Regions from separate parts of the Mus musculus genome. Here regions 1, 2, 4 and 5 are each linked to region 3. Evidence: chromatin loops called from intact Hi-C (ENCODE). Cell type or tissue: gastrocnemius. All regions are shown on one strand. Region 1 overlaps Cdc25a (cell division cycle 25A). Region 2 overlaps Map4 (microtubule-associated protein 4). Region 3 overlaps Map4 (microtubule-associated protein 4). Region 4 overlaps Map4 (microtubule-associated protein 4). Region 5 has its middle 16 kb from the start of Mir7089.

Region 1 (5,000 bases), 90 kb before region 3:
CAGTGGCTGGTGTAGGAGTCACAGGAAGGCACTTTAGGCAGCTTCCATCAGGCCAGTACTGGAATGCTGTAGTGTGCCCCAAGGTGGAAGAGGGGGGGCATGAAAGAGTGGAGTCCACAGAGTGAGGGAGGAGCATGCCCACTGAATGTCCTTTTAAAAAAAAAAAAGTCATTTTATGAGTCGGAATATCCAATCAGTGTTGGGTGGGCACCCAAGGGTGAGCAGGGGGGCGGGAAGCCCAGGCTGTTATGTATCCTGGCCTACAGACAACTGTGGAATTTCTCAGGAGGGCGTAGTAAATTTTGAAGTCAAAGGTTCAGAGTTTATCATGTTTTAATTTGAGGGTCAGAGAGTGGTGAATCACATCAGTTACCCCCTAATCTAATCCCATGGAAGTGAGGCTCTCGGAAACACCTCTCGTCTGAGGGGCCAGGCTGCTTTGATTCTGCACAGCCTGTTTTGGTGCCTGCCTGTTGATATCCTTGGACACCAGCCTCTCTGCTATCTTTGCTCCATTGGGGTCTAGCCAGGTTTTTCTTAGGAAGAGTCTCCCCTCTTCCCTCTGCTTTCTATTCTGGGGGCGGGGAGGGAATCAGTGATATTGAAGATGGCTAGTTGCTTTGTTATGGGTTTGAGTTGCATTTGGCTATTAAACAAATCTTGTTTGAAAATATGTGGAGAGCAAGGGAATGAGCAGCCCCTTCCCTGGCGTGTTGAAGTATGTCCCAGTTGGTCCCTGGTCTGGTTTGTAGAGATTCTGTTAGCTGAATGCTTTCCAGGAGAATGGCTTGCAGATTGTACCAGCATAGCTAGCATTGTTAACCAACAGTTGCAGGCTCTGCAAATAAAAGTGATCTTGAACCCTTGTTCTCTGCCTAGTTCCTAATATACTCAACTGGGAGTCTCATTTGCCTTTAGGGTCCCAGGGTCACATAGCTAAATTAAGCCAGCCATATTTCTTCAAGAGGATATTAATAAAAAAAATTCAGTTTGCCTTTAGGAATAGCCGAAACAATCCCCCAAAAACAGGCGGTTGACAGGATGAAATGGCCTTCTAGGTCAGTCAGAGTCGCATGATGGGACCTATTAAAATAGTTTTCTCAGTACTCCATGTGGTCTTACAGCCTAGTCCTTGGGTTGCTAAAGGCCTGAGGATTGGCATTCAAGGCCATCCCCCACATGATAGAGAAACAACTCATGAATTATCCTCTGGCTCCCACATATAGTCTGTGGTGTGTGTGTTCATACCAAGTAAGTTTTTTAAATGTAAATTTCTTAGTACTTGGGCCAAGGTGGGAGGATATCAGATTCAGGACCGCCCTGATCTCAAAGAGATTCCAAGGCCTGGGGTGGACCTCGGTGGTAGAGGGCTGTCCAGCATCAGTTACACATGCCAGTCCCTGGGAAACAGGAGGAGAGAAACTAAAGGTGGTCTTTATCCTGACAACTGTTTTGCTTGGTATTTCAAAGGAAATATTGGGGGGAAAGTGAGGGAGGGCTATAGATAGCCAGGGTGGGTGTGAACAGTGGACTAGCCAGGTAGCCTAGATGGCTGGGGTGCCTGCTGTAGGGAAATAGCCAGGCTCTAAACATTAACTCATCCCAAGCAAACCCGAAGAGCCAGACAAGGTGAATAACTGAGGCAGAAACTGACAGCAGACGGGCCAGGACTGGTGAACTGGGATCCTGTGAGAAAACCTTAAGACCTTGGGCAAACAGAGACTCCTAGAGGTGCAGAGCCCCTGGCTGAACTAGGGCTCCCAGAACAGCACAAACAGTCCCTCCGGTGACCCTGGGAAGCCAGCCCAGCTCTCCAGTCAGCCTCTGCGAGGACTCCCCTTTGTCTTCTCAGATTTCAGTCAGCACTTTGACTGCTGCCATAGCTACACTGTGGCCACAAGATGGTGGTGGTGTACCCAGTTTAGTTCCCTCACAGAGGGCTTGCAACTCCTCCCAGGAAGGCAGCTGAGAGGTGACGCCTGGGCCTTCCTTCCTTGTAGCTCAGGTTAACTTAGTTGTTAGACCCCAGCCCCTTATGGTGTATTCGAATGACACAGTGAAGGGATCCACTTCAGTTTGCTCTTGTTAGATCACTTATTATTTCTAGTCTGTGTGAAGATGTCAGATTCCCTGGAGCTGGAGTCAGACAGTGGTGGCAGAGGTGCAACTGTTGGGAATTGAATCTAGGTTCTCTGTAAGAGCAGCCAGCGTACTCCTAACCACAGAGCTATCCAGTCCCACTTCAGCCTTTTTGATGTCTAACTCCACAAACTACCTGGGAGGCTGAAACTGACAGAATTTGGAATTTGGGGCAAGAATTTGAAATATATAGATGCTGCTCTCCTTCTTTAAAGCTTTTTCTTTTTCTTTTTTTTTTTCCAAGACAGGGTTTCTCTGTGTATCCCTGGCTGTCCTAGAACTCACTCTGTAGACCAGGCTGGCCTCGAACTCAGAAATCCGCCTGCCTCTGCCTCCCAAGTGCTGGGATTAAAGGCGTGCACCACCACGCCCGGCTTTTCTTTTTGTTAGAAGTAAATAAATTCTTAAAAAGAGAATCACTAGTCCAGATAAGTTGGAGACACCCACATTAAACAGCTTACTTGAGGTTTGGTTTGTTTCCCAGGCCTTTTGCATAGCCACTGTTTGTAGGTTTGGTGCTGATGCCGACTGCCCACGTTTTATGAATGGGAACACCCATGCTCCATTAGTTCCTGAGTTCCTCTTGTTACTCATTAACAAATGGTGGAAGTGGGAGTAGGCCTTTGCTCTCCGGTTCCAAGTCCTCGGCTCTTTCCCAACTTTCTCTTGCTTTCAACTCGTCTTCCAAAGAACTCAGCTAGTGAGCTTGTTTCTTGCCTGACCAGTACAGTATGAAAAGGAAATGTTTAGGGAATCACCAAAGGATGGCATTGCAGCTAGTCACTGGGACAGAGCTCTGTGTCAGAGTGACTCAGATCGAGCCTGAGGACTTCTGCAGCCTGGGTCAATTGAGAGACCCTGACTCAAAGAGTACAATGGAGAAAGGTTTTGAATCTTTTTTTTAATCTTCTTTTTACTGCTAAAATACTTGCACAAAGAACATTTCCTTCACCCAACATAGAACTGCAGAGTCTGGAGGACAGGTCCAAAAATTAGGGTGGGAAGATGCTCTCACCGTGTGTGTGTGTGTGTGTGTGTGTGTGTGTGTGTGTGTGTGTGTGTGTGTGTGTGTGTGTGTGTGTGTGTGTGTGTGTGTGTTTTGAGATGGTCTTTTTATGTGGTCCTAGCTAGCCTCAATTCTCTATGTAGATCAGGCTGGCCTCAAACAAAGGTCCATCTGCCTCTGCCTCCAGAGTGCAGGGATGAAAGGTGTATATCATCACGTTCAGCTTGGGCTTTTTTTTTTTTTTTTTTTTTTTTTTTTTTTTTTAATTTAGAATGATTGCCTCTGGACAACTCCAGCCATGAATTCCCATGAGACTTAGTTTTCTAACTTCTGGCTGGAAGACCCTGCTTTCCTTTCTTCTCCTTCTTGCTAGGTCATCATAGGAGAGTTCTGAATCCAGAAAGAGGTTGGACACTTGATCCAAGTTTGACATGGGAGACAAATTATCTGGGCAAAGTCTGCCTCCTGGCTACTCATGTCCCCTGAATGTCACGTCTATTTCCAGACCCAGCTGGCCGTGCCCCGGCATTTTGTTGTCCTGAGTCCCAGTTCTAGGTAGGTTTATGCCATCATTCAGCTGAAGTCCGTGCTCTGCCCTCTGGATCTTGGGACACACCCTGCTTCTCCCCTGCTATTTGCCCCATACCTATCCTGGCCCAGAGGGTAAAAAGGGCAATGCTGGTGGAAACCAAGGCACGTCACCTGCCTGGCATTTGTCAATGCCCAAACAACTGGGTGTGCAGGAAGAGGAATGGCAAGCCTTGACAGTTGCCAAGCTACATGCCTACCGTGGTAGGGAAGCTGGTCAGGCTGGGCTGAAATAGGGTGTGGTGTCTGGCATGGGGAGCCTTGTGACCTGCCTAGACATCTGGTCGGCTCAGAAGGTCCAGATGTGCTGACAGGTGGTAGACAGCCCAAAATACAGGATACTGGATATCTCATGGCCCCAGGATTTGGTGAGCAACTGAGCAGATGAGAGCATGGATGGATGGAAACTTAAGTCTTATGATCCCTAATATGCAGATAAATAATGGGCTGGCTAGAGAATTAAATGATGTACTTAGAGCAGCTCTACTAAGTACTCAAAAATCTCAGTTGATCTGAGTCCAGCAGCCAGGGTAGAATCAGTGTCTGATTCAATTTTTATCTTTGACATATCTTCAAAACAACAAACAAAAATCAAGATAACTACCAGAAATATTTCAGTGATTCTTCATGGAGTCTTTCCATTTGCAAATGAACAAACAGGCTCTGAGGAGAGGCTGTGATTCAGCATACCTGGCCAGCCCAGGCTGAGGCATGCAGTGACCGCCCGGCCTCCAGCCCGGTCTGTATTCTGCTTTACAAAGCTGGTTTTCCACTGGGCTTTCCTCCCTCCACCCTCTGCCACCCACCACCTAGTCATAGAAACCTGCTGAGACAGGAATAAGAACCACCTATTTTTATTTGCTATTTTTAAATATATTATACTGAACAACACAATGCCAATGCCGCCTCCTTTTTAGTCTTGCCTTGAGATGGTATCACAGAGTCTACTGGCCTCCTCCAACTTACCTTTGAATTTCTGGTCCTGTCTCTCCCTCCTGAGCTCAGGGATTGCAGGCATGCACGACCACACCTGACTAGTTTGGTTCCAGGCATGAAACCCAGGGTTTCCTGCATTCTAAGCTAATACTCTGCCAACTGTCCTGTATTTCCAGCCCTATTTTTGTTTAGTTTTCTGAGTCAGGGTCTTATTATGTATCCCAGTCTAGCCTGGAACCAATGGTGGGCAATCCTCCTGTCTTCATTTTCTAAGTACTGGGATTGCAAGCATATACCACCACATCTCCCAGATGAAAAAACAGGACCCTGG
Region 2 (5,000 bases), 60 kb after region 3:
CCCCCCCCAAAAAAAATCATGAAAAATATTAAATATTTTTAGTTTTATTATTTTACATTTATGAGTGTGGTCATTACTCTAGCTCCCCCAAAGTTATTACTTTTTAATACAGTTAACACACTGACAAGGTACAAAGGAATAGGCATGGTGTTTTTCCTTCCATTAAACAATTTAAATTTTTCTCTTTTTAGACAAAACCAATCTTAACAGTATTATACATGTCCTTCCAAAGAAGTTATGCTTAATAATAATGAAATGCATTTCCTGTTACTGTATGAAACATGACATGGTGACGATACAGCCCTTTCTTTTAAAAACATAATCAGTCTATAAGTATGTAGTTATATTCATATTTTAGGTAGGTCTTAGTACAGCAATCCTGGGATGAGGGTAGGGTATGTCTCTGTAGATGTGAGGCAGGGAAATGAACTGAGAAGAGGTGAGAATGAACACTTAGTTCAGTTTGACTTTGTCAGACTGGGTCAAACTTTGCCAGGTAATTTTTTGTGAGCATATTTAAACACAGTACAATTTGAAAAAAAATAAATTTTCCTGGTGTAATGTAATTCCTGGAGCACAAGGAAGCATAATTACGTAAAAACTCAACTCAAGGTGTATATCATTCCTTCCACGAACATGGGTTTTAGAGATAGGCTACCTGTATTTTAGCTTAAGAACATGAGGAAGGATTTGGCCTGTTTTAGATATACAGATAGCATGGAGGTCATTTGGTCTCTTATATTAGACTGTGTGGTCTTGATTGTGGGAGTTTGGGGGCGTCTCCGGCTACACAGAACACTATCAGGGTCATGGTTGTGGGAGCTTGGGGCAGCCCCTGACTATATGGGTAATTTAGTGATCATTTAGATTACTAGCCACCTCTGGTTCTGGTTGTGAAAACTTAATCAAACCTAGTCTAACAGGTAATGCAGATCACCAGGCATCACCTCCAATTCTCAGCTTTCTGGATGGAAAAGCAAGTTATATGTCCCTCCCTTTGAAAGGGTCGTCCTGCGTGTTTAACAATCCTGGTTTCCCTGGTGTTCTTTGCATATAAGGACTTCTGCTTCCAACACTGGGAGGCCTGAAACTCTCAGTGAGTAGACAGCCTCTGTCTCTATAACTCTGGGATTACAAGGACTTTCTTCCACTCCATATATACTCTGATGTTCTGTATATGACTGGTAGATTTGGCCTTAGTAAATTTTATCTTTACTCTTAACTTTGAGTCAGTTATTGAGGATTGGAGCCGGGCGTGGTGGCGCATGCCTTTGATCCCAGCACTCGGGAGGCAGAGGCAGGTGGATTTCTTAGTTTGAGGCCAGCCTGGTCTACAGAGTGAGCTCCAGGACAGCCAGGGCTACACAGAGAAACCCTGTCTCGAAAAATCAAAAAAAAAAAAAAAGTTATTGAGGATTACTGTCTCTGTTTGTCTTGTAGTCAAATGGTGTTGCACATGGATTTCAATCTTATAGTGCCGGTGTTATGTTAGTTCAGTAGGTAAAGGTGCTTGCTGCTGAGGCAGATGACCTGAATTTGATTTTCATTGTTGCATGACAATGGACTTATAGGAGAGAATGGACTTCTGCTGGCTGTCTTATTCTCCATATAAATGCTGCAGCATACACATGCACACAAACACAATGAATAAAATTGATGCTTACCATATATTGAGGAATGATTATTATCTATCTGGTTACCCATAGATAGAAGAAGATGTGTGTCTGTCTCATCCTCCCCCCGCCCAACATATATATAAAGATACTCTTTTACAGGAGGCTCTGAAGATTATACATGGTTACAGAAGAAGTAAATTCTGAACCTGTCTTTTTAAAGATTTATTTGTTTTATGCATGAGTACACTGTAGCTGTTCTTGGACACACCAGAAGAGGGCATCAGATCCCATTTCAGATGGTTGTGAGCCACCATGTGGTTGCTGGGGATTGAACTCAGGACCCTCTGACAGAGCAGTCAGTTCCTGTTCCCTGAGCCATCTCTCCAGCACCCAAGTCTTTTTTAATCAGAAGTGTTAATCTGGTTTTGTTGTTGTTGGGTGGGTTTTTTTTTTGTGTGTGTAAAGGAGAATTTCATACAGTCTCTAGATATTTCCGAATAAAAAGATAGATAGCAATTAGTTTATATTTTTTGTTGATTTTGCTTGCTTGTTTTGAGTCTCTGTATAGCCCTGGCTTACTTGAAACTCGCAGAGATCTGACTGCTTCCCTTGCATTCTGGCATTCTGCAAATAAAGGAGTGTGCAACCATGCCCAGCATATTTTTAGTTTAGTTTAGGACTAAATTCTAAGCCTTTGAGTCTCTCTTGCCACACCCACTCCAGTGAAGTCTGCGTGGGAAGTCCAAAAGCTTGGCCACAGTCCTGAGGCAAACAGTTTCACGGAAACTTGTCTCCTGGAGAATCTCTGGTGCCCTATAACCAGATTTGTCCCTGCAATAGTGTTGAGGGTCTTGCATGCTTTCTTGCAGTATTTTACTGGATAGGAGCTAGAAATCTCAGGGCTAGTTCAAAATAGTAAACTTAGAATTCTCATTACAGACATGAGTGGTAGACTATATTACATAATAGTAGAAAGAAGGTGGGTTGTGGTTTAAGGAGGAACTGGAGTATTCTTTATTCATGAAAGGGTTAGTAGACCGGTCAGTAGACTGGAACTTCCCTGGTTCATGTTTTTCACTAGGCCCAGAGGAATAGCATAATTAGGTATTTACTAAGAGACCCTTAGAGGTGGGTTTAACAATAGACTAGAATTGCACCTGGACATATTAGCCCTTTCACCTGGCTCCCGTGAATAGCTGACTTTAGATAGGGCTGATCTTATCTCAGTTGTAAACACTGCCTAGATCCTGCCAGTCTTTACGTATGCATTTCTCTGTTTTGTGTTATTATGCATAAAATAACTTCAATGTACCTTGGCTGATGTGTCACCTAGTTTCTTCATTTTTCTTCTGTAGTATAAGTCTGATGCTTGCTTTGAGAAATTACATTCAGATACAGCACTCTCTGTGTGTCAGTGTCTGTTGGTCACTTTTTGCCAACTCCTTGCCCACCTGAGTACCGAGATCCTGGTTCCCCGCAGGTTGAGAGGCTGACTGAGTCCAGTTCACGGCACTCTCTGATATTTTCTACACTAAGGTTATGTTTGATTTACTGCTGTATTCTTCTTAGTATCTAGTGTATAGTTTTATATATTTTTTAAATTAAGAATGAATTACCTTCAGTTAACCTTAGCCTCTTTGGAAATGAGGAGGTAAAATATTTTTTCAGTATCCTGTTCTCTTTTGACATTTTCATGCCACTTTCAAGTTGGGGAAAATGTTAGCAGGTTTCCTTACATATGATGCATATTATTCTAGGCAGGAAGGATGAGGAAAAAATTTATGGAGGTACATGAGTGAAGCCTGATCTCAACACGTCCCCCCCCCCCCCAAAAAAAAAGTCGTCTTATGCCATCTCCCTTTTTTTGTAAATGAAAGTTTGGAAGGGTATTTCATGTGGGTTATAGAATATACTTCTTGTTAGCTATTTCCCTGGAAATCAGGTAGAGCTTAGTGATAACACCCATAGTTGGAGACAGGCTCTTTGCCTGTTTAAAACCTATTCTCCTTTCTATCTGGCTTCATTTCTTTCATTTCAGTTTGCTGGAGCTCATCAACTGTTTGCCAGCAGCTGGGAATGTCAGTTTATGGTAAGAAAATGTCTTGGTGTGAAACTTGGAAGTAATTTATAAACCCAGAAATCTTAACAGCTTCAAAGCCCTTGTACATAAATAAAATATGCTCAGAGTATAAAAAAACAAATCATTTGTAATCTTAGGAGAGGAGTTGCTACTATTTCACAACTTGAGAAGCACCCATTTCATAATGGGCTGCCTGCCCTTTGCAGTGCCTTTCCACTGCCTAGTGTTTTGGTTTCCTCCACAGTGCCTTCTTGCTGCCCAGGTTGGCTTGAGCCTTCCTGTCTCCACCTCCCAAGCACCAGAGACTTGTGCTCTCTGCTCAGCTTGACCTTTTGGATTTTGTTTTTTGTTTTTTGTTTTTTTTTTTTTCTAAGCATATTAGTGGAATTTACAACTACCATTTATTAAATTTTTTTTCTGGCACTGTCTTTTTAATTCTCAATTAACCCTCTCAAATAATCCTACTTGGCTGATACTTGCCATCACCTTAGTTGAAAGAGGCCATCTTAATATATTTGCAAATGCTGGGCGTGGTGACTCATACTTTTGATCCCAGTACTCGGGAGGCAGAGGCAGGCGGATTTCTGAGTTTGAGGCCAGCCTGGTCTACAGAGTGAGTTCCAGGACAGCCAGGGCTACAGAGAAAACCTGTCTTGAAAAACCAAAAAAAAAAAAAAAGTATATATATATATATATATATATATATATATATATATATATATATATTTGCAAATGTTGGTTATCCTGCATTGACTGGTGGGTGACTAGATGTGAGGTGGGGTTAATCACATAGCATCACATGTAAGTACTCTCAACACTGAAATAAAGTTTCATATTTATATGTCTTCTTCCAAAGGATACTAATATTTTTTTCCCCTGCCATGTTGAAGCTAGCAGCCTGGCTTCACATAACCTACACAAGCACTCCATTATGGAGCTACCCTGCTTAAGGAGTTCTTCACATTCTCTCACCATAACTTTTATTCTCTGGCTGACAGAGCATTAGGCGATTCAAGAAACATGATAAAGATAAACTTACAAATTTCACCGTTGTAATTATGAAAGTAAATGGGACTTTCCTGGTTTTCCCTGTGACATATCCAAAGAAGGAAGATCATCTCACCTGTGGGCAAATTCAAAATGTTACTCTTTAAACTGTTTAGCAGTGGTGTCATTTGTATAAGTTTGCACACAAATTAACATTGCCTGCTGCTTTGCAAATAGTGGACATAAGTATGAGCCATGTGCTATGGAGATGAAGCAAAGGGGACTGAGTCTCCATAGCAGAGCAAGAAGAGTTCAGG
Region 3 (5,000 bases):
ACTTCTCACAGTGCTGGGCCTCAGCTGCTCTTCATGACCCCTTCATGTCTCATAACCAGTACCACCTGGGTGACTCTTATACATTACCAAGTCCAGCTGCAGCATGAAGTACATCCTTGGCTATCTCTGGAAAACAGCTCTCAAAAAACACTTCCCAGAAGATTTCACCTCTGTGATGCTGGTCTCTTCTTAATTAACACTAATTTCTTAGTTCCAGCTAACCAGCATCAATAGTCCCAGTAACACAAAGATTTGCTTTAGTAGTTCTGGTATCTTGTTAATCACAGCCGATTCTTCAGCCCCAGCTAACCAAAACCACAGAATCTTCACAATCAAAACATCACGACCCTGATAAGAGTCTTTCCTCTGAAATTTTACAAGGCTGGCCTCCATCATTTGCACTGTTCTCAACATTATCTTCCAAGCTCCTACAGAATATCCGCTTCAATGGCTCTTCTAGCCCAAAGTCCTTCCACAGTCCTCCCCAAAACATTATCAGGTTGTCACAGGAATACACCACTATGCTGGTACAAATTTACTGGTCTTGTGTGTCAACTTGACACAGGCTGGAGTTATCACAGAGAAAGGAGCTTCAGTTGAAGAAATGCCTCCATGAGATCCAGCTGTAAGGCATTTCCTCAACTGAAGCTCCTTTCTCTGTGATAACTCCAACTTGTGTCAAGTTGACACACAAAGCCAGCCAGTACAATTTCCAGTGCCCCTTTATGGCCTCTGCATGTGATGCATAAACATCCATGCATGCAAAATAATGATAGTAATAATAAAATAATGTAAAAGTAAGAATCAATATATCTAAATATTTAAAAAAGATTGTATTATGTGTGTGAAGGTTTTGTCTGTGTGGGTGTATGGGTATGCTACATGCATACCTGTTGAGTCTACTGGAACTGGGTTTGTGACTATTTATGGGACACTTTATACAGGTGCTGATTACTGAAACTGAGTTCTCTGCAAGAGCAACAAGTGCTCTTAACCTCTGAGCCATTTCTGTAGCCCCGCCAACACAGTTCTTTTTAAATGTATATTGAGTGTTTTGCCTGCCAGTATATGTGTGCTGTGTGCATGCCTGGTGCCTGTAGAGGCCCGAAGAGGGTGCTAGATCCCCCGAACTGCTGTATAGTAAGGATGGTTCTAAGCTCCTATGTGGGAACTTTGAACCGAACCTAGATCTTTTGCAAAAGCACCAGGTGTTCTTAAACACTTAGTCATCACTCAGTCCCAAGAACCAGTATGTTTTAAGAAAAAGATTTATAGCCAATCAGTGTTGGTGCATTGATTTAATCCCAGCACTCAGGTGGCAGAAGCAGGTGGATCTCTACATTCAAGGCCAACATGATTTACAGAGCTAGTTCCAGGACTGCCCAGAAACCCTATATTAAATAACAACAACAAAACAAAGAAGAGAAATGAAAAGGATTTATTTTATCTTATTTTCATTTATGTTTATGTATTTGTATGAGTTATGCTATGTTTGGAGACCATAAGGTGCCTGGAGTTATTAGAAGCAGTTGTAAGCTGCCCTACATGGGTTCTGAGAACTGAATTTGGATTCTGTGCTATAGCAATAAGTGAATTTAGACAGTGGGTCATCTCTAACCACAAGTAAGTTACTTGGAATAGTTTTTAGGCATTATGGAAGAAGAGCTCTAAAGACTTATTGTTACTTTGGGTCTTAAGGTGTAGCCTATGCTGTTCTGGAGCTTTGGCTCTCCTGGTTCAGCTTTCTCTGTGTTGGGATTGTAAGCATGTTCCTCAAGGCCGATTTATTAACCCTCATCATTTGTGTTTGATTTTACTTTTTTTTTGGGTGCTCAAAGTCGAGGTATACACCTTGAGTTTGTGTTTTGTTTTTGGAGCAGGCTTGGTTAGGTTCTCACTTGTTTGATTGTAGGCTCGGGCCAATCAAGGGAAGTTTAAAGCATTGTCCTCATATCTAGATATAGAGGGGGCAGCTGAATGAGCTATGCGTGTAATAGAACAGTAGTTGACTTTATTTCCTTTAATTCTTAAATGACCACCCTGTCTTTAACTAAAAAGTGAGCGGTAAACCATGCATTGTCATCCACACCTATGAGATCCTAGCTTGATAAAGAAATTAAGGTGGTTACATAGGCTTTTCAAGGATAACCTGGGCTACAAGAAACCTCATCTCAAAACATAAAATGAGATTAGTTGATGAAAAGGAAAGTTGCTTTTTTCCCTATGTACAATTTTTTTTAAATAAACATGATGGCACCAGCGCCCCCTAAGAATCCTTTTCTGTTAAAGCGAGGAATGCATTTCTTTTTTTTCTTTTTTGTTTGTTTGTTTGTTTGTTTTTCGAGACAGGGTTTCTCTGTGTGGCCCTGGCTGTCCTGGAACTCACTCTGTAGACCAGGCTGGCTTCGAACTCAGAAATCCGCCTGCCTCTGCCTCCCGAGTGCTGGGATTAAAGGCGTGCGCCATCATGTCCGGCCTGAGGGATGCATTTCATGAGTGGGTGCAGTGGCTTGCTTGTTGTCTACTGCGTTTGAAATTGTTTCCAGATGTATTGCTCTTCCCTGATTACTCCTAAACTGCCCAATGCCTAGGAGTTTATTATCAGTACTCTGTGCCTCGCCCTTGCATGCCTTTCAAATAGCAGTAACAGATTCTGTGGCTGTCTTATGCTAGTGAGTACCTTACTCATTGTTGGCTTCCACAAGCAGTTAGCAAGTTTGTGGGCAGTTCGCTTAAGACTTTATTCTGTGTCCCATTTGTAAGATAGAAATTAAGACTAAGTTCTTTGAGGCTAGCATTTTTGTAGAATAAAAAGTTAGGTGGTGGTACATGCCTTTTATCCCAGCATTTGGAAGGCAGGTGGATCCAACCTAGCCTGGTCTACATAAAAAATATAAGGAAATTAGTCTAGGATAGCGCTCCTCAAGGATGAGCCTTGGTCCAGCGTTTTCAGGTCATGTGCAGAGTACAGAGGATAGGTTAGAGGATGTCAGTCAGTCTGGACAGACTAGTGGACAGACTGCATGTGACTTGGCCTTAATGAAATAGTGCAGTCTGCCAAATTTGCCACAAGAGGGTGATGTTGGCAAGAGTCTGGCTGCGCTGAGCCTGTGCTCAGTCTTTCTGCTTGGCCTGAAGCTTTCTCCTGGCTCACAGCACAGCTGCCACTCGGCTCCTTAACCCTTTCCTTTTTGTTTTTTGTTTTGCTTTTTTTTGAGGCAGGGCTTCTCTGTGTAGCCCTGGCTGTCCTCAATTATAGCTATTTTCTTTTTTCTCTCTTTGTGTGGGTTTTTCTCTTGTCTTCTAACAATATCTTTTCTGACTCAGCTCAGCTTCTCCTGGCTCAACTGTCACCTTCTCAATTATCACCTTTCACTGTTTTTGACTTTACTCTTCTGCCACCTGAACTGTACTTACTCTGCCCTACTCTTCTCTGACCCTAGTCCAATCCTCCTCTAATGCTCTACCGCGCTCTGTCTCTGCTGACTTGGCTCTGCTCTGCTCTGCTCTTCTCTTCTCTTCTCTTCTCTTCTCTTCTCTTCTCTTCTCTTCTCTTCTTTCTTTCTTTCTTTTTTTTTAATTTAAGTTTTTAAATTTATGTATGTGAGTATATTATCGCTGTCGTCAGACACACCAGGAGAGAGCATCAGATCCCATTACAGATGGTTGTGAGACACTATGTGGTTGCTGGGAATTGAGCTCAGGACCCCTGGAAGAACAGTCATGCTCTAGCCCTTCTGTTGCCTTTTTATATCCATTTCTTTTCTTTCTTTCTGTTTTTGTTTTGTTTTGTTTTGTTTTGTTTTTCGAGACAGGGTTTCTCTGTATAGCCCTGACTGTCCTGGAACTCACTCAGTAGACCAGGTTGGCCTCGAACTTAGAAATCCGCCTGTCCCCGCTTCCCGAGTGCTGGGATTAAAGGCGTGCGCCACCACGTCTGGCTAACTTGAGTATTTCTTGAACCATTTATAATCCTGGACTGTCTTATCTTCTAGCATCTTATTTTCTGGAGTTCCTTGTCAAAGTCTCTTAATCTCTCTTCCCTCAGTTCTGTGAACCTTTGGCTTACTTATAGTTCTGACTTGGGCATGCAGGATGTGGTATTCAGCAGTCTGTCTTAAAATTCTTCACATAGGCCTATTGTTGCTCTGCATTGTAGATGGCCTCTGTATTGCTGTAGACCAAAGTCCTGCTCATAGACCTTTCAGTGGTTAAGGATCGAAGATCTCTTGACCAGGATTTTTTGGCTCGAAGGCAAAGGCAGTGACTGGTCAGGTTATCTTCTCAGAAGATCTCCCGATCAACTCTTAGCTTTGTTTGATGTTATCACAGCTTTTTGTTTCCTATAGAAAGATAAACAAATCCATGTCCCCAATGCAAGATATTCTTGGATTCCGTTCTGATGTTAATACATCCTTATAGTATATAGACTGAGTTAATTCCACAATTTTTTAAAAATAACCCTGTGTCTCTCAGCTGCTGTTGTTCCTTTCTCATTAACATTAGGAAATTTAAACAGAGTACTATTTAGTCTATCCTAGAGGGTCTTTATTCTTTCTTTTTGTTTTATAAGCATTTCTTTTAAAATACAATTAGATCTTTCTATAATTGCCTGTCCTATATGATTGTTTGGTATACCTGTAACATTATATTATAATTTGCAAAGAATTGCTTCATCTTTCTGGATATATATGTAGGGATATTGTACAGGAATTCCTATATTAGTGATTACTTCCAGTAAATGTATAATTACAGAATCAGCTTTTTTTTTAAGATTTATTTATTCTATGTACTTAAGTACATTGTGGCTCTCCTTGGACACACCAGAGGAGGGCATAGGATTCTATTACAGATGGTTGTAAGCTAGCTACCATGTGGTTGCTGGAAATTGAACTTGGGACCTCTGGAAGAAGAGCCAGGGCCCTTAACCCCTGAGCCATCTCTCTAGCCCCAGAATCAGCTTTTTCAAAACTCATAGCCGCTGGGTGATGGTGGCGCAC
Region 4 (5,000 bases), 87 kb after region 3:
AGAGGAATCTGTCCAAATGAGAACTAGGGTTTCCTCTGGTGAACACTGTGCTGTGAAATGAACCACGTACCCTGACTTTTCTAAACTACAGTGCTTAACATTAAGAAAGTTCTGAGGCTGGGTGTGGTGGCACAACTTTTAATTTCAGCAGAGGGAGACAGAGGCAGGGGGATCTCTGAATTTGAGGCCATCTTGGTCTGCATGGTGAGTTTCATGACTATGCAGAGTGAGTGGGTGAAGATGGCAACAACAAAGAACATTCTGGGACCAACACATTAACTAAGGGGAGAAAAGCACTTACTACCAACCCTAACAGCATGAACTTAATCCACAGAAACCCTGTAGTGGAAGGAGAAAGCTGGCTCCTACGATTATCTTCTGACCTCCATACATGCTGTACACAAGTGTGGATGTGCATACTTGGACACACACACTAACTTTAATAAGCATATTCTAGTTGCATGGGTTTCAGTTTTATGTGTCAAATGTTAACAGCCTTGGGAACCCAGGATGTAGAAAAAATGGTGGTATTCTAGTTCACCCTTAACTGTTGTCAACTTGAACTGTTCTGTCAGCATCCAGAGTAGGATACTTAAATTGTATTAATCCAAAATTGTTAAAATTGAATAGGGGGTCTGGAGAGATGACAGAAGTTAAGAACCCAGGCATAGTTCCCAGAATCCACATCTATAGCTTACAACCCTTTGTATGTAAATTGTGTTTACAGGAGCCTAGTGCAGTTATATGTATGCAAAACATTCATATAGATAACATTTTTAAAAATATTTTAAAGAAATTGAATATAGGCACAGAAATGCAGCAGAATCATGGTTCATTTGGAAGATGTTAATGACAGGCTGGGATCCTTCTGGGACAAGGACCTCAGAGCAGTCCTGGCTGTGGCCCAGCCGGCCCGGTGTCTGGGCTGGGCTCCAGATGACCTCATCCCCCTTTTCACTCTTCTTGGTCTTCCATGCTACAAACACTCAACGCTCTAAATACCTTGGGCTAGTTGTGGGTTATTGTGTATTGCCGTGTACCTGATGATGTCATGCTTCCGTCACCAGGGGCTGGAGCCATGTGCGGGACAGGGACAGCAGCGCAGTGGAGGCATGAGGGCATTGTGATTTAGAATGACAGACAGGCTCACACGTGCTCACAGAGAAGCACTGATTCGATCTTAGCCTTTGAACGATTTCTTCATAAACGCATGAGCTCTTCTTTCAGACCTGGCCTGTGGTTCTTCTTTCTGTGCCCCTTGCTCAGGGATCGCTGCGGATCTAGACTAGGAGTGTGTCGTCCTAGGGGCAAGGGTGACTGCTTCTTTCTGCCTGGTATCCTGGCCTTGCTTTTTTTTTTCTTTTTCTGCCTTCTTCCTTCCTTGGCATCTAGGCTCTCATCTTGGTTTGAAACTTGCCCCTCCCCCTCAACCCCGTTTATCTCCATCCAGGCCAAAGTAGAGAAAAAAACAGAGGCAGCTACCACAGCTGGGAAGCCTGAACCTAATGCAGTCACTAAAGCAGCCGGCTCCATTGCGAGTGCACAGAAACCGCCTGCTGGGAAAGTGAGTTTTATTTAGGTTTCCCTCTCTGAGGTGAAGTGGGAACATCATTCTCCTAGCCTGAGTCATTTTCCCTTCTATTCCACTTTGTTCCTGTTCTTAACTAGTTCCTACTTTTTCCTGTGTTCCTTCCTCTAGTTAATGACTCAGCTGTCAGACAGTTTTTATATCAACCAGTGAAAGCCAACCAAGTTGTGAGCTCTTACCCCACTGTAGTCAGTCAGATGAAGGGAACGTGAAACTGTTAGACACTTCCTTAACATTTCAAACTCATCTAGTATGCATACAATACATCATACCCAGGTTCTTCTTCAGAAGTCAGGGCCTTGTCTCCTGACCGTAAAGTTGCTGCTAGGTATGGAGACAGATGCGCCTGTCTGGCTAAAATCAATCCACTGTTAATGTCATGAAAAAGTCAAGAACTTAAAGGAGCATGGTAAGGTACTCGGGTTCCTCAGCGTGAGTTCCAGGTTCTCTTGGTAGCCCAGCACATTTCCTTTGCAAAGAGCCTCTCGTTCTGAGGAAAAGGAGGGAAGGAAGGACCTTTCTTCTTGAAAGCTATAAGCTATGTTACTCTTTCCAGGGCTAGGGTGTTGCAGTACAGCCAGGTTGTGCTCTTCTGAATTGTACATCACTGTCTCACCATTTTGGTTGGTCTCTTTGTTCACCAACACATTATTATATATCTAAAGGATTCAGAGAGGCGTAAAACCAGATATGCTTGCTGTAATCCTAGTAGAGCTAACAGTGAGACAGAAGGATCAGGAATTTGAGGCCTGTGTGGAGTATACAGCAGGTCCCAGGTGAGCCTTATCTACATTGTGAGACCCTACTTCAAACACAAAAATGAAGCCTGGCCTCCTCCATCAGAGTTTCTGAAACAGATGGGTGAGTGCTGCTGAGTCTGTTGCCTGTGCGCCCCCTGGTGTCAGGTTCAGGATCATGGGACCATTTGCCTTTTTAGATGAACAATGTGTCTTCCTTCCTGTTGTTATCAGATCTGTGCTGTTAACCAGCTGCCCAACAATTCTTAGAGCAGCCTTTGTTTCTGGGAATGAGTCAGGTTGCAACTGTCCCAGGCCCCAACTGGGAACTGGTTCAGAGCATCAGTATCCTTGCTGAGAAAAGCTAGAGTCCAGCTTTCAGAGAAAAGGGGCTCATCAAGAAGGTAGGGCCATATTTGGGTGGACAGTGGGGGCCTGTTGCTGTATGAGTCTTAGAAACTACAGCGCAGCCCCCAGAGCAATGAGGCAGCCACATAGCTCTGTCCAGCCTGCTTCTGTCTTGTGTTGTTCCCTTTCTTGCTTTCACATGCCTTTCCCTGTGTTTTTAACCCCTGTTGTAATAAGTGGGGACAGAAGTTGGAGTGACTCTTGTTGACCATTGTGATCACATGTGGTGCTCGGTGTCGGTTCTAACTAGCCCTCTCCGTTTGTGTTTTTTCCCCCCTTCTCTTTCTATTCTCTAACACTCCAGGTCCAGATAGTATCCAAAAAAGTGAGCTACAGCCATATTCAATCCAAGTGTGGTTCCAAGGACAATATTAAGCATGTCCCTGGAGGTGGCAATGTAAGTATAAGCTCTGGCCAGTTGTCATATGAGGCATAGTCCCTGTGGGAAACCCATGGTGGAGGGGTGGAGGGTGGGAGGATGCGGGAAGATGACACAGAATCCCTTCCCTAATGTGAACGGATCATAGTGGCCTGAGTTGGTCCCTGACCAGTAAGCAATCTGCCAGCTGAAGGGAGTGATGCCTATAGTTATTTTCCAGGGAAAACAGCTCGTGATAGTCAGGTGTTTCATCTTATCCCTGTGTGAGAGGCTTTGTGCTTTCCTAACTTAGTCAGAGACCTGCTTTGAGGCCTGGAAGCCCCCAGTTCTGGGAAAGCACAGGCTTGACTGTGCCTGGGCAGCCCCTGGGCGAATCCCAGTCCTGAGACGGGTGCCCATATCCTCTGAGGCTGTGCTTGGGGCCTTGTCATTGTAGGATTGTATTAACCAGCATTGCTCCCACCCACTCCTGCTTCTGTTGCTTCCTTTGTGTTTGCTTCTCCTTCTGCTCCCCTTTCTCTGTCTCCTCCTTTTAGTCCCTTTTCTCTGTTCCATCTAAACATCCTCCTGTTGTCACGCTGCTGTTCTGGGTTAGCTCTTTGCATATATTGGAGGTGCCTGGGGATCAGAGCTCACAAGGAGACTCTGGTCTAGGAAAACAGTGCATTCAGTGGCTGTTTCCCTCTCGTTCCTGATGGTGCCCAGGCAGAGCTGTACAATGGACGCATTCCTGGGCCACCCACAAATGGTCTCCCATTTTCTTCCTTGTGCTTGGCTCCTCCTTGCTGTCCTCAGCTGAGGGGCTATGTTTTCCCTTCTTTTCAATCTGCACCCCTGCTCCAAATGCTTTGGCTATTCTGCCTGGGGTCTGCAAACACCCTCTGACATTTTACTTTGAGGAACCCAGCCAAGAATGTTCCTCCAGTCAACCCTTGTACATCCTTTCTGGTTAAAAGTCACTATGGATCTTTTTTTTGTTTTGTTTTGTTTCATTTTAAGATAGGCTTTCTCTGTTTAATTCTGGGTGTCCTGAAATTCACTCTGTAGGTCAGGTTGACCTCGAATTCAGAGATACCTAGTCTGCCTCCCAAGAGCTGTGTACCGCCACTGCCAGACTCACCATGGTTCTTCATGGCACGGAGGTAGTGTACCCAGTCAGTAGGTGGTTGGCCACATATTAACAGCTTCAAGTAAGGCTGGCTGCAATGAGTAAGATTTTAAAAGACAGTGACAGCCACCGATATACCAGGGTAGACACTGATCCTTGTGGCTTTTTCTCTGTAGCTTCTTGGCTTGGGTAGAACAGAAATTCTAAAGGAATTGGGTTATTTCTGTTTGTGCAAGTTCGAGGCCAGCCTAGTCTACAAAGTAAGTTCCAGGACAGCCAGGGCTATACAGAGAAACCCTGTGGAAAGTTTTGGAGTATGTATCATAAAGAACTTGCCTGGCATTCATGAGGCTATATGTTCAATCCCCAGCATAAACCAGGTATGTGACAAATGCTGTGATTCTAGTGCTCAGCAGGTGGATACAGCAGAATCCTACGTTTGTGAACCTGTCTCAAAAAAATAAGTAATTATTCATTGTTCTATGTAGTGCATACATAGTCTGTGCTGTGCAGTCTGCTGGGATCTCTCAGTGCTGCCGACTCAGATTTCAGAGGCCACGCTAAGGGTGAATGTAGTTTTTAGGGGGCCATCTTGAGAGGCAATTAGAAAACTGTTTTCAGGTTGGAAGGTTGAGAGCAAACAGCATGTGGACAGAGATTGAATGGAAGTGATGTTTCCTCTGTAGCTTATGTCAGTATGTCCATAGTGCTACCATAGTATAGTAACATTCTGGTGAAAGTAGCAAGCTTAACGCAGTGGACAGTGAATACAGCACTTGC
Region 5 (5,000 bases), 80 kb before region 3:
TGGGTGAATCACCACATCCGAGGACCCTGTTTCTTTTTCCTGCCTTGAAGGATGTGGGGAGACCAGCAAGGCCAGGCTTGTGAAAGCTTCCAGAAAACCACACACTACACACATCTTCACTTCGGTTTTCTCCTGGTGCATTTCCCAGATTCTGCCAGACAGTTAGCACTTGAAAGTTTCTGTTGTGGGCAAAGGAACAAATGGATGGGCAAAGAATGTCTGAAGCTGGGCAAAATGGTACAGGGCACACAGGACACTCATAATCCTAGTGGTTGAGAAGTAGAAGGACCAGGAATTCTAGGCTAGCCCTTTTCTACATAGCAAATTTAAAGGGAAGTTAGCCTGGGCTAGATGGGGCCCTATCTCAAAACCAAAATTACAAACAACAATAATAACAACAAAATAAACCCCATCAGTGGACATGATTAAAAACAAAAATGAGGGGCTGGCGAGATGGCTCAGTGGGTAAGAGCACTGACTGCTCTTCCGAAGGTCCTGAGTTCAAATCCCAGCAACCACATGGTGGCTCATAACCACCCGTAATGAGATCTGATTCCCTCTTCTGGTGCGTCTGAAGACAGCTACAGTGTATTTATTTTTAATAATAAATAAATCTTTTTAAAAAAGATTTACTAAAAAACAAAAATGAAGCTGAGTGGTAGCGGTGGCACACACCTTTAATCCCTGCCCTTGGGAGGCAGAGGCAGGCGGATTTCTGAGTTCGAGGCCAGCCTGGTCTACAGAGTGAGTTCCAGGACAGCCAGGGATGCACAGAGAAACTCTTGTCTCCAAAATAAACCTGAACAAGTAAATAAATCTCAGCAGCATCCATTCTTACCAGTTTGCTCTTGGTGTGTCCTCCATCCGAAGACAGTAGAATAAATGGAATTTGGGGACAGGTAGGTGGAGTAAGAACAGGGCCGAAGAGACTGTTCAGTGGCTAAAAGCACTTGCTGTTCTTGCAGAGGATCTGAATTTAGTTCCCAATCCGTATCAAGTGGTTCACAATTACCTTGAACTCCAGCTCCCAGGGATTCAAAGCCTCTGACCTTCATAGGCACCTGCATTCACACAGACAAGCACACACAGACACAATTAAAAAATAATGTACGTAATTTAATAATAATAATAAAAATAACACACATAATTTAAAAAATAATAACGTACCACCTTGAGATTCTGAAGAAATAATAAGTAGGTTGGGGAAATACTTCAGTGACAGGTCATGTGCTCATCAGATGTGAAGCCCAATGTTTGACACACAGTGACACAAATAATTACTTAATCAGCCAGTGTGCCTTTAATTCTAAGAACTCAAGAAGCAGAGGCCAGAGTTTCAAGTCACTCTGATCTACAGAACATGGACAGCCAAGGCTGCACAGGAAAACCCTGTATCGAGAACAGCGTCCCACCCCCTCCCCAAAAATGCTGAACATAGTGGTCCACACCATTAATCTCAGCACCGGGGAACCAGAGGCAGGAAGATCTCTGAGTTCAAGGCTAGGTCTATGTAATACGTTCCAGGACAGCCAGACCTATGTGGTCAAATCCTGTTTCAGAGAACAAAATAAAGCAAACACGAAAATTTTCTGTCACTTTTGGGCATATTGTCAACTACCGAGCTGTGTTTTTCCTTAGTCTTTATAGTACCAAGAGATGATGGCTTGTTCTGTGAGTGAGAGACTGAGATTCAAGATGCTACATAACTCGCCAGACCTAGCAGAAGTCCATACACACCAGCTTTAATTCAGAGTATAGCATGTAGCTAATGGGGCAGTGTGAGGGGCTTGGAGCAAAGGACAGTCGTTTCACTGGTTTCTTTGAGCCCTCACAAAGGAATGTATTTGTATACGGAATCGACTTAAGTGGTCCTATCCTATGTCCTTCCACAATACCTTAAAGAAGATCTCTAAAGTAAAATAGGAATGAGTGTGGAAGTGCACACCTGTAATCCCAGCAGTTAGGGAGCTGAGGCAGGAGGATCACAAGTTTGAAAAAAAAATTCTTCCAAATGCCAGATTATTGGATATGTATGTATGTATGTATGTATGTATGTATATCCAATAATCAAATACAGGAGAAAGAACAGCTGGCCATCATGACATATGCCTTTAATCCTAGCATGCCTAAGGCAGAGGCAATTGGAGCTCTGGGAGTTTGAGGCCAGCCTGTTCTACATATCAAATGTCAGGATAGCTAGGGCCACATAGAGCCTGTCTAAAATGCCTCCCCCAACACGCACAAAAATCTAGTGAATGAACCAAAACACTCTCCTCCACAGCCCCAGGATGTACCCTCAACACAAGCAGCAGAGGCCAGGTGTTTTACTTCCTGTCATCCTAGCCAGGGAAGCAAAAACCCAGCAGTGAATCAGAGGGCAGTGGAAGCTACATTTTGGGTCCTGGGTTTGTTGCTGGCCATGCTCATAGGCAGGATGCTATTTCTGGGACAGAGAAACGTTGCCGGCCTAGGGATGTTCAGAGGGCTGAGGAGCTCATATGCGTCAATCCTGTTGCCACTCTCATCCTGGACACTTTGAGAAATTTCATCTAACTGAGAGGCCAAAACAAATCTCTAATCACAGCTTTAAATCCCAGCCTACCACTTCAGCAATGACAAAGGAGTGAGTGAGGAGCTGGGCGGTTGGCAGATCAGTTACAGACGGAAAAAAGCAGGGGCTCCCGTCTCTCTTCCCTCTTCTCTTGCTATATATATATAGCTGAGGACGGCCTTGAACTCCTGATCCTCCTGCTACCATCTCCCAAATGCCAGCACTACCCAGCTTTCTATCTATCTCTGTGGAGTTTGCTTTAGAGAAACTGAGGTCAGAATAGGGCCCGTACAGTCCTTTGTTTGTTTTTTGAGACAGAGATCCATGTGGTCCAGGCTGTTCTTGAACTCATTATCTAGCTGAAGAGGTCCTTGAACTCCTGATCTTCCTGCTTCTATGTCCCTAATGCTTGGGATTGTAGGTTGACGCCATCACAACCAGTTCAACCATCGAAGTTTTATTGATAAAAGAACAAAAACTGGAAACACAAATGTCTCTGGTGGGTGGATAAAGCAGTCATGATGGCCCCATATGTGGAGTACCATGTAGTAGTAAAGAGAAATGCTTTCCTATACATGCTACAATACAGAGAACCTCAAACGCATCATGATGACTGGAGGAGGCTAGATACAAAACCATTGTGGGTTTTTTGGGTTGTTTGTTTTTTGTTTGTTTGTTTGTTTTTCAAAGGGTTTCTCGGTGTAGCCTTGGGTGTTCTAGAACTCCGGTTTCAGGAAATTCAACACCCAATTCTGGCCTTTGAGGGCACATGTGGTTACAAAGACAAAAATACAGGCAAAATACCAATATATAGAAAATAAATAAGAATATGTGAAGTTCTTCCATATAACCCATACATCACAGGGCCCTGTTGAACACCCATGTTGGAAGGACAGCACATCAAACATCCTTTCCACTTCCTATCCACAGGGAAGGCTCAGGACATTCCTAACACAGTGGTCAAGCCAGGCAGTAGTGGCACGCACCTTTAATCCTAGCACTTGAGAAACAGAAGCAAGCAGATATCTGAATAAAGGCCAGCCTGGATTATAGTAAAGTTCCAGGACAGCCAGAGTGACACAAAAAAACCCTGTCTAAAAAAACTAACTAACTAACTAACTAACTAACTAACTAACTAACAGACCCAATACAGTGGTCTCTAAGTGCAGAGCCTGGACCAGCACTTAGGAGTTGATTAGAAATAAACCCTTGGGCCGGCTGGAGAGATGGCTCTTTGGTTAAGATAACTTTCTGCTTTTGCAGCGGATCTGCATTGAGTTCCCAGCATCCACATGGTTGGTGGCTAACAACCATCACCAGCTCTAGTTCCAGAGGATCTGTCACTCTCTCTGAAAGAAGGACCTCTGAAGAGCAGTCAGTGCTCTTAACCACTGAGCCATCTCTCCAGTCCATAAATCTAGCTCTTAAGGAAGTAGGACATACATGCACAAGAGTTAGGAGTTCAAACCCAACCTAGCCTACATAGCAACTTCAAGAACAGTCTGAACGATATGAGACCTTGTCTCAAGCAAAGAAATAGTCTTTCAAAACAACAACAAATGCTACCTACTGTGCTGACTCATGCCTGTAACCCTAGCATTTAAGACACTAAGATAAAGCCTAGATGTTTGTGGCCAGCCTAGGGCTGCATAGTGACAATAAAGCCAAAAACTAAGAGGTTACAAAGGGGCCAAGATGGATTCTCTGCATTTTTTGAAGCATGCATGCTCTACTACCCCCATGCAAGCTGTATCCTCAGTACTGGGCGGAGTTGCAGGGAGGGGACAGGAGACATATAGCTCCTGCAGGTTTTATCTGGGAACAAAGTGTGGGCATAAAGAATAAACATGTGCAACACGCTCGCTCCCCGTGGCTCAGTGTTTTCCTCAAGGCTCAGGCAGAGCCCTTTGTTTAAGGTTGTGTTGTTTACTCCCAAGGGATGAGGGAGTGGGGAAATTAGAAGTAGCGCTTGGACAGAAGCCCAAGAGGTTTCAACTCTTTCCTTGGGAGCCTGATTGGGGACACACAGAGCTCAGGACTCAGGGATCCTGACCAGGGATAAGGAAGGCCTCTGGGGACCCAGGAGGGCGGGACTGTGGTTTTCAGATGCACGGATGACCTAATGTCTGCCTGGCCTGCAGACGCCAGTTCTGCTAGAGTGGCCCTTCCAAGTAGCAGAGCCCTAGGTCGTGCCCTGGGTTTGCCCTGGTGCTCAGGGGGCAGGTTTTCTCCCTCACAAAGCTGCTTGGGAGAATGAACCCATCAGCTGGGATCTCCTGTTTAACCCAGGGCTGCCCAAATCCTGACTGCTTCAGGCAGCGTCACCTTCATCAGCCTGCCCAGGTGGTTTGCAAGGTCCTCTAAGTTTCCCACAGCCTGCTTGTCCCACCTTTATGTATTTGCGTTTGTTTGTTTGTTTGTTTTACATTTTTGTTTTTATTTTGTGTGT

The links. Hi-C counts contacts between places; a loop is a spot of excess contacts. Peaks named below come from ENCODE experiments on the same cell type or tissue, not always from the same donor. Only the 100,000 strongest peaks of a DNase experiment are listed, where the experiment ranks them.
Region 1: a loop joins it to region 3, with 3 times the contacts of the local background. A loop is called at or near these places in 18 of 42 quality-filtered maps.
Region 2: it touches region 3 in a loop (4-fold over the local background); 6 of 42 quality-filtered maps call a loop at or near these places.
Region 4: a loop joins it to region 3, with 6 times the contacts of the local background. A loop is called at or near these places in 27 of 42 quality-filtered maps.
Region 5: it touches region 3 in a loop (2.0-fold over the local background); 18 of 42 quality-filtered maps call a loop at or near these places.

Annotation. Positions count from the first base shown.
Region 1 is chr9:109,893,030-109,898,029 of GRCm38, forward strand. It overlaps Cdc25a (cell division cycle 25A), which reads left to right. Exons shown (of 15, transcript NM_007658.3): 15 at 1-861. Among named protein-coding and RNA genes, the nearest start is that of Mir7089, 5.9 kb to the left of the region's middle. In gastrocnemius, a CTCF peak has its summit at 1,906 (motif pointing right); a DNase peak (open chromatin) is centred at 1,908; H3K4me3 peaks cover 573 bases; H3K27ac peaks cover 4,249 bases.
Region 2 is chr9:110,042,270-110,047,269 of GRCm38, forward strand. All of the region lies in intron 8 of Map4 (microtubule-associated protein 4), which reads left to right. Among named protein-coding and RNA genes, the nearest start is that of Dhx30, 73 kb to the right of the region's middle. In gastrocnemius, a CTCF peak has its summit at 1,897 (motif pointing right); no DNase peak of the experiment used is centred here; H3K27ac peaks cover 373 bases.
Region 3 is chr9:109,982,562-109,987,561 of GRCm38, forward strand. All of the region lies in intron 2 of Map4 (microtubule-associated protein 4), which reads left to right. Among named protein-coding and RNA genes, the nearest start is that of Map4, 53 kb to the left of the region's middle. In gastrocnemius, a CTCF peak has its summit at 3,065 (motif pointing right); a DNase peak (open chromatin) is centred at 3,088; H3K4me3 peaks cover 632 bases; H3K27ac peaks cover 2,368 bases.
Region 4 is chr9:110,069,576-110,074,575 of GRCm38, forward strand. Map4 (microtubule-associated protein 4) reads left to right here. Exons shown (of 19, transcript NM_001205330.1): 14 at 1,451-1,564; 15 at 3,038-3,130. Among named protein-coding and RNA genes, the nearest start is that of Dhx30, 46 kb to the right of the region's middle. In gastrocnemius, a CTCF peak has its summit at 2,493 (motif pointing left); DNase peaks (open chromatin) are centred at 925 and 2,484; H3K27ac peaks cover 3,327 bases.
Region 5 is chr9:109,902,913-109,907,912 of GRCm38, forward strand. No RefSeq gene overlaps it. Among named protein-coding and RNA genes, the nearest start is that of Mir7089, 16 kb to the left of the region's middle. In gastrocnemius, no CTCF peak of the experiment used is centred here; no DNase peak of the experiment used is centred here; H3K27ac peaks cover 2,085 bases.